Linked DNA regions of Homo sapiens: region 1 is linked to region 2. The links are chromatin contacts, found by Hi-C or POLR2A ChIA-PET in ENCODE. All regions are on one chromosome and are shown on one strand. The core of a region is the stretch at or near the end of the contact, and the rest is flanking DNA. Distances in the headings are between cores, read along the strand shown. Region 1 has its middle 21 kb from the start of TRMO. Region 2 overlaps PTCSC2 (papillary thyroid carcinoma susceptibility candidate 2).

Region 1 (2,700 bases), core at 174-2,673, 160 kb after region 2:
CTGGGCAACATGGCAAAACCCTGTCTCTACAAAAAATACAAAAACTACAAAAACTAGCTGGGCATGGTGGCGTGCGCCTGTAGCCCCACTACTCAAGAGGCTGAGGTGAAAAGATAGTTTGAGCCCAGGGGCAGAAGTTGTAGTGAGCTATGACTGAGCCACTGCACGCCAGCCTGGGTAACAGAGAGAGACTCTGTCTCCAAAAAAAAGAAAGAAAGAAAAAATAATTAGCTGGGCATGGTGGCAAACAGTTACTCAGGAGGCTGAGGCAGGAGGATCACTTGAGCCTGGGAGGTCAAGGCTGCAGTGAGCCGTGATTGCACCACTACACTCCAGCCTGGGCAATAGAGCAAGACTGCCTCAAAAAACAAAACAAAACAACAAAAACAGAAGCCATTCATACATTGAATTTTAGGGACCCCCTAGATCCCCCTGAAGTCTGCTTATCTAGCCAGGTAAGCCAGAACAGAGTGGTAGAAAAAGGCTATCAATGAAGAGAAACACAATAAAAATATTACCTAGGTTTATAGGTCATTGAAGAGTTCAGAAGACACTTTCCCAAGCATTATCCTGGCAACAACTCTGTAAGGTCACAGAGCTAGAGGCAGGGTGCAGTGACTTGCCTGAGGTCACGAGCTAGCCCATGGCAGGGCAGAAAGCGCTTGAAGTTTCTGAGGCCAAGCCCAGTGCTCTTCGTATTTCCCATCTTGCTTCCCAGGAGGTTCCATGCAGATCCTGTGGGAATGGGCGTTTCTGCCCTTATTCCCCTGTGCATTCTTCACGAGTGGTTGGATTTCCATGGACTTCATTCTGCCAAAGACTCATGTGCTGAATCATATGGAACTGCTGACCTTCCAATAAACCAGCATGATTTGCTAAGGCGTAGAGCCAGGCTGAGAAGGAAGAGGACTCAGGCCAGACTGGTGGGTTGGAATCCTAGCTGTGCAGCCGAGCAGCTTGAGCACGTTACTCAACCTCCACCCAATGTACGAAAAGCACATAGTCCAGTTCCAAGGACATGATAAAAGTTCAGTAAGTGATGCAGGCTTTCATTTTTATTGAGTCTTCTCTTGCTTTCTCTGGGACTGTAGCATTTTAAAAACCCTACCAACAAGAGGTTGATTCACGTCAACTTCATTTTCTTCTCTCCAAGAAAAAAAGTCACAAACACAGAAACAAAGTCAATGCCTTGTCCGTGTGTGCTCATGGGCTTAATGAGTCACCTGGTTGTGCACAGATCCACATGCTGGAATAATCAATCCCACCCCTGAAGCCAAGCTTACAATTTAAGAAAAAATTAATAAATGCCACTCATCTTTCTAATCTCTTCTCACATGTGACTGACAATCATCAGTCAGCATTGCTTGTACAAGTTACTGTTCTTTAAAGCTGGGGCAGGTGGGCCAAACGCCAAAATTACCTAAACAGCTTGAACTCCTGGTGTTTTCCTCCAAGCCAGTGAAATGGGAATAAAATCTGCTATCAAGGGCTCCCCCTACAGGCACCAAAAAGCAAAGGCTAAAAATTAAGGTGGGTGCCATTTACGCCTAGTAGAGAATTGTTTCTTCTCTTGAAAAAGTTTCTAAGGCAGTCCTGAAACCACAACTTTGCTTGTTGACACAATCCCTTTTCCAAAACTCTGGCCAAAGAGTCTTAAAAATCTAAAGGACCAAGAATCAAGCAACCTCTTCCTCTTGATGTACTCACCTCCCACTTAATAAAGGACCAAATGTGATTTTGATACAAATAGGACACAAAACGACCCTAGAGCTGTAACACTATTTTTGACAGTCATAATTATGGCACTTTTGAGTTTTCTTGTAGCTCATTTCCATCTCATTTTTAGGATTAGTGTGTATTTGTGTGTGTGTGTACATGCGTGTGTGTACATGCACGCACCAAAACAACTTCAATTCCGGACATAAAATCAATGACAGTTTTAAAACCACTTGATGGAAGGTTTGAGGGAACTTTTATCATTTATTTATTTTGTGCTACAAATCAGGTATATTTAATTCTCTGGGTTCGTGGAATGAGCTTGGATGGTTGCCTGCTCTCAAAGGCTAAAAAAAAAAAAAGCTTGGATGGATAAATAAAGTTTCCAAGACATAAAGAAACAGACAGACAGACAGCTTGTTTCAAATTTGTGCTTCTATTTCTCTCTGAGGGATGGAAGTTCACCAACCAGAGATGCACATTTCCTCACAAAGGACACTTGAAGTTGTGCCCACAGAGGCAAATGCTCATATGGAGACTCAAGAAAGCCTGGGGTTCAGAAGAGGCTTGAGATCATGTTATGAGAAACAGCTGAAGAAAACGGGGGTGCTCAGCCTAGGGAAGACCAAGGGGTGGTATGACAGGCTAACTTGGGAGGGCAACCAGCCTGTGTGGCCTCTCTAGTGGGCAGAGCTGTCGGAGGACAGAGTGGATCTCACGTTCAGGAAGAATGTTTTAATAATGAGCACTGCCCATAAAGAATAAGCTGCACAGGTCAGGGGTATATACCTCATTTAGGCAGGGCCTGGAAAGGCCAGATAGTGGGAACATTGAAGAGACTCAGGAACTGGCAGAAAACTGAGCCAGATTATATTTAACATCCTTTTTATTATTTTTGTGGGTTTTTTTTGAGACAGGGTCTCACTCTGTCGCCCAGGCTGGAGTGCAGTGGCACGATCTCGGCTCACTGCAACCTCTGCCTCC
Region 2 (2,700 bases), core at 97-2,596:
GTCTGGTCTGTCCTGGTGTCTGTCAGACATGAGCCCAGCCTTATGTCACCCAGTTCCTGAACTGACGACTCCCCAGGATGATCTATGTCCCTGATAGCACAACCTCTAGACCACTGGGTCTGAGGACCAGAGTGGTGGAGCCATGGGATGCTGGAGCAGGAAAGTCATGTAGGGACTGGGAACTTGTTCTAACCCTCCCATTGTTGGGGGGATGCCTTAGACCTGGGAGGACAGGGTCTTGTCCAAGGTCACACAGTGCAACAGGAGTGGAATGGGGCATGAACTCAGGGTTTTTTCTTTTATTTCCAGTTCAGCATTTTTGCCTCATTAACAGACTGTATGGAAAGAGGAGCAAGGGGGCATGGCAGAAGAACAAGGGCCCCGGATTTCAGACTTGGCTTGAAACCCACTTTTGCTGTTAGCTGTGTGACCTTAAGCAAGTTACTCAGTTCCATGTGCCTCAGTTTCCACGATTGTAAAGTTGAGGTTCTATTAATCATCCAACAGGGTTGTTAGGAGGCTGAGCAGAGATAATTGAGATGGAACACACCTGGTAGTAACAGATGCCCAATAAGCACCGGGTGACTCTGAATCTATAAAGGGATCCCTCTTATTTTACAGCCTTCCACCTGGATGACACTCAACAAATTTTAAACAGAAATATCCTCATCTTCTTCATAATCACTTCTGGAAAATTTACAGCAGGGTCTAGTGCAGAATTTCCAGATCGTGTGATTCAGAGTTCTGCTTCTGAGAAAAGGTGCCATGTGAAAAAAGAAGGAGCTACCAAGTAAGTTTGGAAAGGGTTGCATTAACATCGTCCACGTTAACACACTGCAGGACTTCTGAGGGCCTTCGCTTAACTTTTTTTGTCAGGAGCACTAAATATCTCCTAGTCTTTGGGGATGCTGCAGGGAATAGGTTTGGGAGACAGCTGGTCTACTGGAAAGGCCACCTGACTGAAGCCTTGACTCTTTTATGTCTCTCACTTACTCATTGTGTGCAGTTCCTGAACCATTAGAACTTGTTTCCTCACTGGTAAAATGAGAAGGGGGATGATAAGTAAGGGCGTTTCCGGTTCTGATGCGCTGGATCTTGAAGCTCTTCTCCACCACTAGCGCCCTGCTTGTAACCTTAGCACACGCAACTCTGAACAGGAATAGTCCTGGGAGAAGGGCGGAAGGTTCCAGGAGGGCGCCTGCCTGCCTAGAGTCCCCTTGCCGGTCTCACCCTGGAAAGGTAGGCGGAACTAGAACAGGCGGGCCCCACTGCCTGCAGCCTGCGAGGAGACGCCAGGGCTGCAAGCCCCCCCGCCCTCCTCCGCCCCTGCCGGGACAGTCAGCCGCTAGGGGATTAGGAACGGGCCCAGCGCCCATTCAAGCCATTCAGCGAGACAGGAAGCCAAGCGCGCTCCTGCCCGCCCGCCTCTGCCGGGCAGGTCTGCGGGATGACGCGCATTGTGCTGGGGACTCGCCCAAAGGGAGGCCCAGCCGTGGGGAAAACCGCGTCCCGCGGGAATCCGACGCCCGGTGACGGGGGCACCTGCAAGGCTTCAGGGCGAATCCCTGACTCCCAGCCCGGGGCTGAGTCCTCGTGGGGCCGCCTCCGCGCTGCCCAGTGCTGCCGGTTATCTGCTCACAGCGGGTGGCTCCGGGCCTTCAGGAGCGCGACGGGCGCCATCCCTTCCAGTGCCTCCCGGGACAAGGCCAGGGTCATCGGCACACGGAGTTTCAGCCCGAGTGCCGGAGTCTTTCTTCAGGACAATGCAGAGATCTGCACAAAAGGCAGGCAGGCGGGTGAGGACAAGTTAATCTCTGTGAGCCTGGAGGCTCTTGAAGGCCTTGGGGGAACGGGCATGTTCATTTTCTCTGCCTCATTGGAGGCATCGAATCCTTAACCTAGACAAGCTGGATCTGGCTTTGAAGACTACTAGAAGACAGGGATTCCTTGTCGGCTCCCAAAGGCCGGTGCGGGGAGGCTCGCTTGAGCCCAGGAGTTCAAGACCAGCCTGGAAAACATGGTGAAATCCTGTCTCTATGAAAAAAAAGAAGAGGAAGAGGAAGAAGGAGAAGAAGGAGAAGGAGAAGAAGATGAGGAGGAGGAGGAGGGAAGAAGGAAGAAGAGGAAGAGGAAGAGGAGGAAGAGGAAGAAGAAAAGAAGAGGAAGAGGAAGAGGAAGAAGGAAGAAAAGAAGAAGAAAGAAGAAGAAGAGGAAGAAGAGGAAGAGGAAGAAGGAAGAAGAAGAAGAAGAAGAAGAAGAAGAGAAGAAGAAAGAAGGCGGCCCAGTGTCTTACTCCTCTTTAGTCCCAGCTATTAGGGAGGCTAAGGCACGAGGATCGTCTGAGTCTGGAAGTTTGAGGCTGCAATGAGCTGTGATTGCACCACTGCACTCCAGCCTGGGCGACAGAACGAGAGACCCTGTCTCACACACACACACACACACACACACACACACAAAACAAAACCACACACACAGGAAAGAAAAAAGAATGATGGGCTTTCACTGTCTGGGATCCTGCTGGATTTGTGCTTTGGCTACTGCAGAGTGTTGGAACTTCATGCATTTCTAATTTGGCCATGTCTGTGTACCACCTGTGTGGGATACTTCTCCAGGCGACCTTGGACTCATCCAGTTCTACCCCCTTTCTGCCTTGTAGTTCTCAAGAATAACTGTAGAATATGCTGGAAGGGCAACATCCTG

Evidence for each region. Hi-C counts contacts between places; a loop is a spot of excess contacts on that map. ChIA-PET counts read pairs that join two places held with the same protein, here RNA polymerase II (POLR2A). Pooled maps may share reads with other maps.
Region 1: a loop to region 2 is called in a map of gastrocnemius medialis, with 2.6 times the contacts of the local background. The contact joins two enhancer-like sites. A Hi-C loop is called at or near these places in 3 of 168 maps with a recorded cell type or tissue (PC-3, gastrocnemius medialis and mammary epithelial cell) and 4 of 50 pooled maps. POLR2A ChIA-PET finds 5 or more read pairs at or near these places in 4 of 52 experiments (CD4-positive, alpha-beta memory T cell, Panc1, activated T-cell and 1 more).

Annotation. Positions count from the first base shown.
Region 1 is chr9:97,899,693-97,902,392 of GRCh38, forward strand. It overlaps a transcript of TRMO not described here. Among named protein-coding and RNA genes, the nearest start is that of TRMO, 21 kb to the right of the region's middle. Within about 2 kb of position 1,424, at least 2 of the 41 ENCODE cell types and tissues checked have a DNase peak (open chromatin) inside an H3K27ac peak, as active enhancers do.
Region 2 is chr9:97,739,990-97,742,689 of GRCh38, forward strand. All of the region lies in intron 5 of PTCSC2 (papillary thyroid carcinoma susceptibility candidate 2), which reads right to left. Among named protein-coding and RNA genes, the nearest start is that of XPA, 44 kb to the left of the region's middle. RefSeq lists an enhancer at 1,494-1,603. Within about 2 kb of position 1,347, at least 5 of the 41 ENCODE cell types and tissues checked have a DNase peak (open chromatin) inside an H3K27ac peak, as active enhancers do.